Regions from separate parts of the Homo sapiens genome. Here region 2 is linked to region 1. A link is a loop called in an ENCODE intact Hi-C map of the cell type or tissue named here. Cell type or tissue: HepG2. All regions are shown on one strand. Links, peaks and the distances in the headings refer to the core of each region. The heading gives the core; the rest is flanking DNA.

Region 1 (5,387 bases), core at 131-5,130:
CCCCTTCTGTTGCAGCTATTGCAGTATCTGGCCAGCAGCCCGCAATGCAAAGGGGCTATCTCTTTGTTCCCAGGCGGATTGGCAGGTTGAGAAATAATAGACACACACAAGATAGTGAAAGCTGGGTCCAGGGGGGTCACCGCCTTCTGGTCCCGTGGTGCCAACAATGCACTGGATATACCAGCATTTATTATTAAGTTTAGTGAGGGCAGGGATAGGTTAGTGAGGGATTTAGGGTCATTTGATTATGAGGTGAGATGGTCACATGGGGATGAAGTAATTCTTTAACATAACATCTGTATGCAGAAGTACAGTATACAGGGATAAGAATTTACAATATAGTGTGTGCATCAGTAATTTCTAACAGAGCCTTAAAACAGAAACACAGTCTTTCCATAACCTATGATTAGCAAGGTATTAATCAGCAGTAACAGTTGCAGCCAAAGCTGGTTACAAACAATCCATAGATAGGAGACATGAAGCTAGACAACTGGTTAGACCAGAAATTCTCAGAAGGGAGTATGCCTTAACCCTGAAGAGGCCTAGAAGAGCCATGGCAAGATGAGGGTGTTTATAGTCCTATCTTATCCATATGGACAGGCGCCCCTCATGTGTCCATTTATAGGCTCCCCACAAGGGTCGCATTCCATTCCCAGAGCTATGAACATCTGCTTTTCTGGGATAGGAATCTTGGTGATGTGAAACCTCCCTGACTGCACTTCCATTCATAGGCTCTCTGCAGGGGGAAGCACATCACGCGCTGTTGGCTCATTCTGGCAGCCCAACCTGGCATTGTCTTTACACAATTCTGCATGCAATTTTGTATTTACAATAGTCAGGAGCATTTCATCTTTTATTCTGTAGCAATAGTTTCAGGGGGTCGCCCTATAGCAGCAAAATTCATCATTTTGACATGTCCATTATAAAATTATTTTATTTCTCTTGCCTTTCTTCAGAATAGATGATGGGAATGCCCTGACAATGAATAAGTAGTGACAGCTGAAAAATTATGATGATGATGATTTTTCATTCAGGGTTTTTATTTTTATTCAACTATCAGCAAACAGCAGAATTAACACAACATTCAGCAACTCCAGACCAGCTTTTCTTACCCCCATGAAGAGCAATCAATTTGACAGACACAGATGTAGGGATTCCTGATAAGCGGTCAGCTAGTACTGCTGCCCATCTACAGGGCCATGCCCCAACAACAGCAAAGCCACTCTCCCTACTCCTTTTTCCAGGATTGCTCTTTAAAGGGACCAGAGTGAGATACTGACGCCTATTAAGGCAACTGAGAGGCCCGTGTTGGGGCTGAGCCTCATTGCGAGCCTCTGGTTGTCTAGCGATGGTGCCATAAAAACACACTGCTACAGTTCTGGTCTCAGGATCACAAAGGCAGAGGCAACCAATCCTTATTTATTTATTTTTAACCTCCCTTAAAGATTCTTTGATGCTTTGCTCTATTACTGTAGACCTGGTCTATTTCTGCCAAATTTTTTCTTTAAATTCTGGGTTGCTATTTTCATAATAACAATTTGATGACCCCATCACAATACCAAAATATCCCCCAAAATGAAGTTCAAAATTGATCAAAACATAAAACAGAGTGAGTGACTAGAATGATAAAGGCCAGGCAGCAGGAAAAGTCACCCTAAGCCACCATCTCAGTGCTCAGGTCTTGTCTGTCCAAAGGGGAGTGGGAAGAGGAGAAAGCTATGGTACATGCAGCACTGAACTGGAGAACACAGCTCGGGGCCTCCAGGACGGTTCAGGTCGCCGAGCTGCCCCCTACTTCCCAGACAGCTGCTCCTACAATTTGGGCACATAGTCGTCCCACTCGGCCTGGTAACACGTGCCGGCCACCGGGACCCCGAGCGCGTACTTTTTACGGGGGGACGCCACCTTGAATTTGCCACGGTGGTCTCCGGAGCGGTTGCTGAGGATGGGCTCGTCACATTTCAGCGGCCTGTGCCTTGGGAGACCCCGAGCCCACATAATCCGGAGAGGACTGTGCCACTGCTGATGTCACTGCCCTTCATGTGGACCACCAGGAAATGATGCCATTCCCTGTATTGGGGATCCTTCCTGCTTGGAGCATCCGGGTCTGTCAAGACCCAGGTGTAGAGTTTCCCTAAATCAAGACCATCCCACGAAATGCTGGTGGGTCTGTTCTTCACCTGGGTGGGATCGGGCACGGTGCTCCGCTCGTCCACCGCCACCCCGTGCAGGTGACATGCAGCGGGTGCTGCGGCTGTTCGTCCACTTCCTGAAGGCTCCAGGGCCCGGACCGCTGTCTGAGGTTCACCCGCGTGGCGGGGCCGAGCGGAGCGCGCAGCCGGGAGTGCCGCGGGAGGCCAGGCGCCGGCGGCAGCGGCGACACGGGGGTCTCCGCCAGCTGAAAAATTACAGAGGGCTTACTGTGTTCTCAGTATTTTACTCATGGTATCTTATGTCATCTGTGTTTTACTCGTAGTATCTCATGAGTTCTCAGTGTTTTACTCATGGTATCTCATGTCATCTTCAAGAGTCTCATAAACAATTCCCAGAATTCTGTGAGGTAGGTACTACTATCATCCTCATATAACTTGGAGAAAACCCCAAACCCTCTGAAAGTGTCATTACATTGTTCCCATTAGTGGAAGACCAGCGCTAAGTGAACGCTAATAATAGTTCTAAGATGACACCTAGTGGTCTCGGAGGATATTACCATAGGAACTTCGGTCCTATAAAAAACACTTTACCAATACAAACACTGTGAGCATCAAACATTGGAAGAAACAACAGGAAATTAGGAATTCTAGCCCTTTTTCTGTCCATTAACTTATGACCTTAGCCGTGTTATTAAACTTCTGGGCTTAAAATAAGTAAACGGGCTAGATTAGATGGTTTAAATTTATTCCAGTTCTAAATTCCATAACTATGTTATTTTATTGGAACCCGTGATTTCTTGATCATTTATGTTTAATTTACAGGTGGAAAATGTATGCTTACACATATAAAGCTGATTTAACTGAATAACAGTCTAAAATGAGAAATATGATCATATTAATATATTTTTATTACAAAACCTTACACTTGTCATTTAAATAATAAAATCAAAATTTCGTTGTAAAAATCTATTATTTTTATCCCCAACTTTCTTACTCACTCTTTTCTACACCATTAATAAGATTGATTTGGCCAATTTGGTCATCCCAATGATCTTTTTTGATCAGTGATGCTAATGTTTTTATCTGGGAGATAGACCCTTGAAAATAATCATTTAACACATTCATTTAACTAATGTCCAGTTAGATCCGATTATGGCCCAGGCACTGTGATGAGGAGCTGCCCTCACAGCCATCGATAAAGCAAACACAGTCTATGCACTCCAGAGGCTGGTTGTCAAGTGGTTTATCTACTGTTATCACATCCTCAGCCAGCACATTCATATACAAGATTACATACACAAAAGGTAGACTTCTATTCAGTATTTTGAGGCAAAAGAGGAGACCCTAATAATTATACAAGTTGCCAAAATAGTCCTGAATTGCCTGATACCAAAATTGCTTTCATCTTTTAATGAGTCACACTGATTTTTTTTTTTTTTTTTTTTGAGACAGAGTCTTGCTCTGTTGCGTAGGCTGGAGTGCAGTGGCATGATCTCGGGTCACTGCAACCCCTGCCTCCCAAGTTCAAATGACTCTCCTGCCTCAGCCTCCTGAGTAGCTGGAATTACAGGCATGTGCCACCACGCCTGGCTAAATTTTGTATTTTTTAGTAGAGACAGGGTTTCACCATGCTGGCCAGGCTGGTCTTGAACTCCTGACCTCAGGTGATTCACCTGCCTCGGCCTCCCAAAGTGCTGGGGTTACAGGTGTGAGCCACCGTGCCCAGCCGTAGTTTGTCTTGAAAACTATTTTGTCTGATATAAGTATAGTGACTCCTGCTTCTTTTTGGTTTCCATTGGCATGGAATATCTTTTTCCATCCCTTTATTTTCAGTCTATGTGTGTCTTTACAGGTAGAGTGTGTTTCTTGTAGGCAACAGATCAATGTGTCTTGTTTTTTTCATCAATTCAGCCAGTCTATGTCTTTTGATTAGAGAATTTAGTCCACTTACATTCAATGTTATTATTGGTAAGTAAGGACTTACTCCTGCCTTTTGTTATTTGTTTTCTAGTTGTTTTATTGTCTTATCTTCCTTCTTTCTTTCCTTCCTACCTTGCTGTAGGGATGGTGATTTTCTCTGGTGATATGATTTAGTTTCTTGCTTTTTATTTTTTGTGCAACCATTGTAAGTTTTTTAGTTTGAGGTTACAATAAGGCTTGCAAATACTATCTTATAACCCATTATTTTAGTCGGATAACAATCTAACCCTCTTGGCATAAAGAAACCAGCAAAAAGAAAACTAATAACACTATGCCTTACTCCCATCCCCCAATTTTTAAACTTTTTGATGTTTCTATTTATATCTTATTGTACTGTGTCATAAAAAGCTGTTGTAGTTATTATTTTTTTTGGTTCATTGTATAGTCTTCCTACTTAGAATGAGATAGTTTACACACCACCGTTAAAGTGTTCTAATATTTTGTTTTTCTGTGTACTTCCTATTACCAGTGAGTTTTGTACCTTCAGGTGATTATTGTTCATTAATGTCTTTTTCTTTCTGACTGAAGTACTCCCTTTAGTGTTTCTTGTAGGACAGGTCTGGTATTGATGAAATCCTTCAGCTTTTGTTTGTCTGGGAAAGTATTTCTCCTCCATGCTTGAAGGAGATTTTCACCAGATATACTATTCTAGGTGAAAGTTTTTTTCCCTCAGCACTTTTCAATATGTCATGCCACTCTTTCCTGGCCTGTAAGGTTTTCCACTGAAAAGTCTGCTGCTAGATGTATTAGAGCTCCATTGTATGTTATTTGTTTCTTTTCTCTTGCTGCTTTTTGGATCCTTTTTTAATCCTTTACCTTTGCAAGTTTGATTATTATATGCCTATAGGTTGTCTTGTGTATTAGTCCATTTTCGCACTGCTATAAAGAACTAACTGAGACTGGGTAATTTATAAAGAAAAGAGGTTTAGGCCGGGTGTGGTGGCTCACGCCTGTAATCCCAGCACTTTGGGAGGTGGAGGCGGGCAGATCACCTGAGGTTGGAAGTTTGAGACCTGCCTGGCCAACATGGAGAAACCCCGTCTCTACTGAAAATACAAAATTAGCCAGGCGTGGTAGTGCATGCCTGTAATCCCAGCTACTCGGGAGGCTGAGGCAGGAGAATCGTTTGAACCTGGAAGGCAGAGGTTGCAGTGAGCTGAGATCACTCCATTGCACTCCAGCCTGGGCAACAAGAGCGAAACTCCGTCTCAAAAACAAACAAAAAAAAATTGGTTTAATTGACTCACAGCACAG
Region 2 (5,387 bases), core at 336-5,335, 110 kb before region 1:
GATACATTCCCACTCTCGTCAGGAAACAGGAAGAGGTCTGAACAACATGGCTCCTGAATTTGAGATTTTTCATCCAAAACACCTAGATAAAAAGATTACAACATTTTGGCACACTTTGAAATATCAACAACAACAAGCATTTTAACCATGTGTCAGATATATGTTGTGTGCTTTTACCTGCAATATCTCATTTATTTCCTAAAATAAGTCTATGAATCTGAGGCTTAAAGAGAGCTAAGTAACATGCACCAAAACACCTCAGCAAGAGTCAGAAATACATCAAAAACCACTAATAGGCCAGGCATGGTGGCTCATGCCTGTAATCCCAGCACTTTAGAAGGCCGAGATGGGTGGATCACCTGAGGTCAGGAGTTACAGACCAGCCTGGCCAACATGATGAAACCCTGTCTCTACTAAAAATACAAAAATCAGCTGGGCATGGTGGCACACACCTGAGTCCCAGCTACCTGGGAGGCCGAGGTAGGAGAATTGTTTGAAGCCGGGAGGTGGAGGTTGCAGTGAGCTGACATCACACCACTGCACTCCAGCCTGCGTGACAGACCAAGAACCTGTCAAAAAAACAAACAAACAAACAAAAAACAACAACTAATAAAAAGACAAATGATAAATTCGAAATGGCAATGTCACAAAGACAGTTTCCTCCCAGTTAGTTGGCGTTGGGGAAGCTCAGCAGTTGCTGGTTAGTGTTGAGTGGAGTTTTGCTTTACCCAGAATTTCACCTTTGACAATTCTGTCCTATAGGCGGAGCTCTGGAAGAAACTTCTTGGACAATATTACAATGTGAGGGGAAACTGGTTACATTTAGCAGAGCCTAAATGTAGGGGGAGGGAAGGGGAAGGGGAGGGAAGAATAGCTGTTGAGCAAGCATTAGGTGGCAGAGGAGGCAGTGATTCAAGTATGAAAAGAAGACCTCTTCCTGGGGCCTGGGATACCCAAACTGGATACCTAATCTTAGGTAGCTATCGCAAAAGATTACATGTGCACCAAAATCTGCATGTCAACATATATTTTAATATGTTTACATTACATATTAAGAGTCACTCATTCTTTTCCCATTCATTCATTAAAACCAAACACTGTGATGAGGCTGAGAACACTAAGCTGAATCAAGAGACATACTGGCTTTAAGAGACTCACAGATTAGATTTTAGATTCTTCTACAGCAGTACCTCAGAATTACTCATCCTTACAGGTACCCAGGGCCTAGTACAGAATCTTGTATATTGAAGCCACCCAGTAAATAATCACTAAATATTCTTTCCCATGTAATTAAGGTAGCTGCATATATACATATACACACACACACATATATAAATATATATAAATACATAAATATATATATACATATATATATAAATACATAAATATATATATACATATATATATATATATATATACACACATATATATATATATATATATATATATTTTTTTTTTTTTTTTTTTTGAGACAGAATCTCGCTCTATTACCCGGGCTGGAGTGCAGTGGCACAATCTTGGCTCACTGCAACCTCCGTCTCCTGGGCTCAGGTGATCCTCCCACCCCACCTAAGCCTCCCAAGTATCTGGGACTATAGGCGCCTGCCAACACATCCCACATCTAGCTTTTTTTTTTTTTTTTTTTAATTGGAGAGATGGGGTTTCACCATGTTGCCGAGGCTGGTCTCAAACTCCTGAGTTCAAGTGATCCACCTGCCTCAGCTTCCCAAAGTGCTAGATTACAGGCATGAGCCACTGTGCCCAGCCTAGCTGCTAACATTTATTACAAATAATGTAGTACATAGAACACTAAAAGCCCCAGTTTGCTTCCTTAGTTCTAATTTATCCTAAATTAGCAAGACAGCAACAGTTAACACTAGACTTTTACAACTCCATGAAATAATTTTTAATTAAGATTTCCCAATATATAGATATAGCTATGACCATTCAATTAGAAGAAAATACTGTTGAAATAGAGGCTTTAAAATGTTTACCTGCTTCCCTTTGGCTTTCAAGGATCTTGAATCACCTGGGTCCCTCTTTGCTTACCCAACTTTATTATCTAATTCTTTTCAATAAGAGAACTTTTGTTTCAGTAAGAACCCGAATGTCATGGCTAAATAACTGAGGCTCATGCATGCCTTTGTCTGTGCTCTGTTGATGTTAATGACCTTGCCAAGATTACCTTCTCCTCCCTCTTTACATACCTAAATCCCAACCACTTTTAAAAAGCCAAGCCATCTTACTTTACTAAAGTCTAATAAAATTATCCCAATCCTTTCCAAACAGTAGAGGATATACCACAGTTGAAGTATTTTCTTACATCATTTATCAATCAGTCTAAGTACTGGCACCAGTTTTGTGCCCATTTGTTTTACTAGGCTACAAGCTACCAGAAAACATAAGCACTGTCTTCTACTCACTCTGCATTCCCGACACCAGCCTGGCCAGAGTTACCTATTTACTAGACACTGAGTAGACACAAGCTGAATGATTAACAGATATCCATAAAAACTCATATGCGTCTTTAATAAGTGACTTATTAAATTTACGAGAACACAAATAAAGTAAGCCCCAACATTAACATCAGTGCTCCCTGAGAAGAGTCCTGGTCTTACCATTAGCCTGTGGTTTTACTGACGAGGTGCCTTGTTGCATGTCGATCTCCTCCATAGCATCACTCATCAGATCTCGTAACATTTGTTGATCTGCTTCAGGAAGTACTGGACCACGTGAGGATGATCGACCACTGGAATCTACCTATAGCCAAAAAACCTAATTAAAAATAACTGAAAATGCTCTTAAAAACCAAACTACTTACATTTATTTTATCCCAAAAATACATTACATTGTACAAAAACATCAGAAATAGAAACCTACTCATTTTTCTATGCCCAGCAGCTGTTATATTTCAAGTTTTTAGTATTATCACCCTAACAAATACTGGCAAAGAGCAATAAATGTGTCACCACCTCAAAGCAAGCACAGTGAACTGGGATCTTGAAGAGGCAATGCATTTGAAAACAGGGAAGTTGAACAAACTGCAATAAAGCTGGGAAAGAAGGGATAACTAAATAAGTTTGATCTCCTCAACTCTGATGGTTGCAATGACTTTCATCCCTTTGACATAAAGCCCCTGTAGGACGAGGCCTCATTTCTTGGACACCTAACAACAGTAGGGGGCACACACAGCAGGGGAAATATACTAAACGGTGATTCAGAGCTCAGTTCCAGCACCAAATACTTAACCAAATACTTCACCAATGGTTGGTGAACTGTAGATTCATTAAACCCAGATCGTGCTTTTTATATGTGAGCATGACTCTAAAATAGCAAGTTCCAAGCTGAAAGGGATAATTTAAAATAAGAAGAATGTTTTTTAAAAGGGAATAAATAGTAGGCGGGGTGTCATAAATCACCTTATCGTGAGAATACAGCAGGAACAAGGAGTCACAAACAGAAATTAACACAAATAAAGTGTAAAATAATCCTGAACAAAAGACAACAAACACGATGCCAGTCAGGCCTTTACTAGAGTACATAACAGAGGCTCTAGAACCTAAGGGGACTGAGATTTCTGTTCATAAGAGAGACCACAAAGAATAACAATGAAAAAGAAAAAATGCTAAACAAACTGGACATTCTTCAATTTGGACATAAGAGAAGTTAGAAAGGTGACACTTGGGGCAGAAAAGTGCATTGAACTGGACACCAAAATATCTGGGTTTGTTGCTGTTTCTGCTACTCTTTAGAGCAATCATCTAAATTCTCTGGGTCTTATTAATTTTTAACCTCTCTATCTCACCAGGTCATCATGAAAGGAAAAGGAAGTCATATATGACAAAGTACACTGAAAACTGGATTGTCTTAGAGATAAAAAAATAGGGAAAATATGATGATATAAGTAAGTCTTCTGGTAACAATACTAACACCTGCCATCTATCTTTTCATAGCATTTTTACATACAACTTGCATAGAACAAGCTTTTGCATGATAAATGTTTTCTTTCTTCCCTTAGGACAGATGAAAATAACAAGTCTAGAAAAAAAAAAGTATGATGTTTGCTAGGAAGATTAATGGAAACAAAGAATATCAAAACAGCAGAATGGTTTTCCAAAAAGGCCCATGAAACCACCGTTTCAGACCCCATTATTCTGAAGGTAAAGAACAGATGAATGACTTTCAAAGTTTCTTTTCTACCTTATGACTGTCATGAAGACCTCAATAATGTAAACATGTCACGACATGGCAGGGACTGGAGGAATCACATTGCTGACTGTACCTTAGACCTTCTTTGAAAGGCTCCAGGCTTCATATCTGCCTTGTTAGGTGTCTGCAAGTCACCATAGCTTGCAATGTACTGAATGAGATTCATTAACGCAGCACAAGAGTCTGAGCACGTTCTGATATGGACAACATCGCTGGAACAGTGTAACTCAAAGCGGGGCTCAGTCTGGACAAGACACAGAAAAAGGGATGAAAATGTTTTCCAAATGAGACAAAAGTTTCTTTTTTTGCATAGATTTACATTAAATAAGATTCATGATAATCTGTCTCGCTACATAAAAAAAGTATTTAAATAAATCCATTTTTAATATACTTACTCTATTTCTGACCAAAATTAGGTACACGGAAAAATGTTAAACTCAATTTTTTTAATCTCTTAAAAAATAGAACTTAAAATTTTCATTTATTTTAATAACTCACTTGCTCTCCATCAGAATCAGACTTCACTGCAGTTATGGTTAACTCCAAAAGCCCCATATCCATCACACGAACATAATCTAAAATTTTTAAAATTAAGAAAATCTCTTCAGTACAGCTTTCAAAAATGTGTATCCAACCAACACCCAATACAACTAGCATTCCTTTAAAATTCATTGCAGAGAGCACTACAAATAATTATAATGCAATGAAAATAGTTTCATCCCATAGAAGTCCTAAAATTCACTTTATTTTTTGTTAGAAACAAAAATTATCTTAAATAAAAATTTGTAGTATATATAGTAATTTGATGTACTTAACTAGCATTATAAGAACATTACAATTTCAAACTGAAAAACCAGTATCTGAAAAATGAAGCTGTGAATATATACCACATGATCACTATATACTTAAAGACCCTTTAATCTTTAAGGATCTTTAATAAGATTCTTAGTTCACTAGCATTATCCCAGAGTTAAAATGCTTTAAAATTATTTACGCACAAAAATAAAGCAGAATTTATCTACTCCATTTGTTTTTTAACTCTTACCTCTACTCAGATTTATAGTGACAGTATTGCATTTGTCAGATAGATGTAAAGCAGCTTCATCCAAGATTATTCTGAGGCAAGAAAGATAAAACCAACATCTGAAAAACTAAGCTTTGAGTATCATACCCCATAA

Evidence for each region. A loop is a pair of places that touch in the nucleus more often than their neighbours do. Peaks named below come from ENCODE experiments on the same cell type or tissue, not always from the same donor. Only the 100,000 strongest peaks of a DNase experiment are listed, where the experiment ranks them.
Region 2: a loop joins it to region 1, with 9 times the contacts of the local background. A loop is called at or near these places in 9 of 110 quality-filtered maps.

What each region holds. Positions count from the first base shown.
Region 1 is chr14:96,421,903-96,427,289 of GRCh38, forward strand. The region is part of intron 5 of AK7 (adenylate kinase 7); the gene reads left to right. It also overlaps the pseudogene PEBP1P1. Among named protein-coding and RNA genes, the nearest start is that of AK7, 32 kb to the left of the region's middle. In HepG2, for the core only: a CTCF peak has its summit at 2,684; a DNase peak (open chromatin) is centred at 2,679; H3K4me3 peaks cover 855 bases.
Region 2 is chr14:96,306,835-96,312,221 of GRCh38, forward strand. It overlaps ATG2B (autophagy related 2B), which reads right to left. Exons shown (of 42, transcript NM_018036.7): 26 at 5,255-5,325; 27 at 4,708-4,784; 28 at 4,283-4,453; 29 at 2,619-2,760; 30 at 1-82. Among named protein-coding and RNA genes, the nearest start is that of BDKRB1-AS1, 41 kb to the left of the region's middle. In HepG2, for the core only: CTCF peaks have their summits at 757 and 3,167 (motif pointing right); a DNase peak (open chromatin) is centred at 2,457; H3K4me3 peaks cover 393 bases.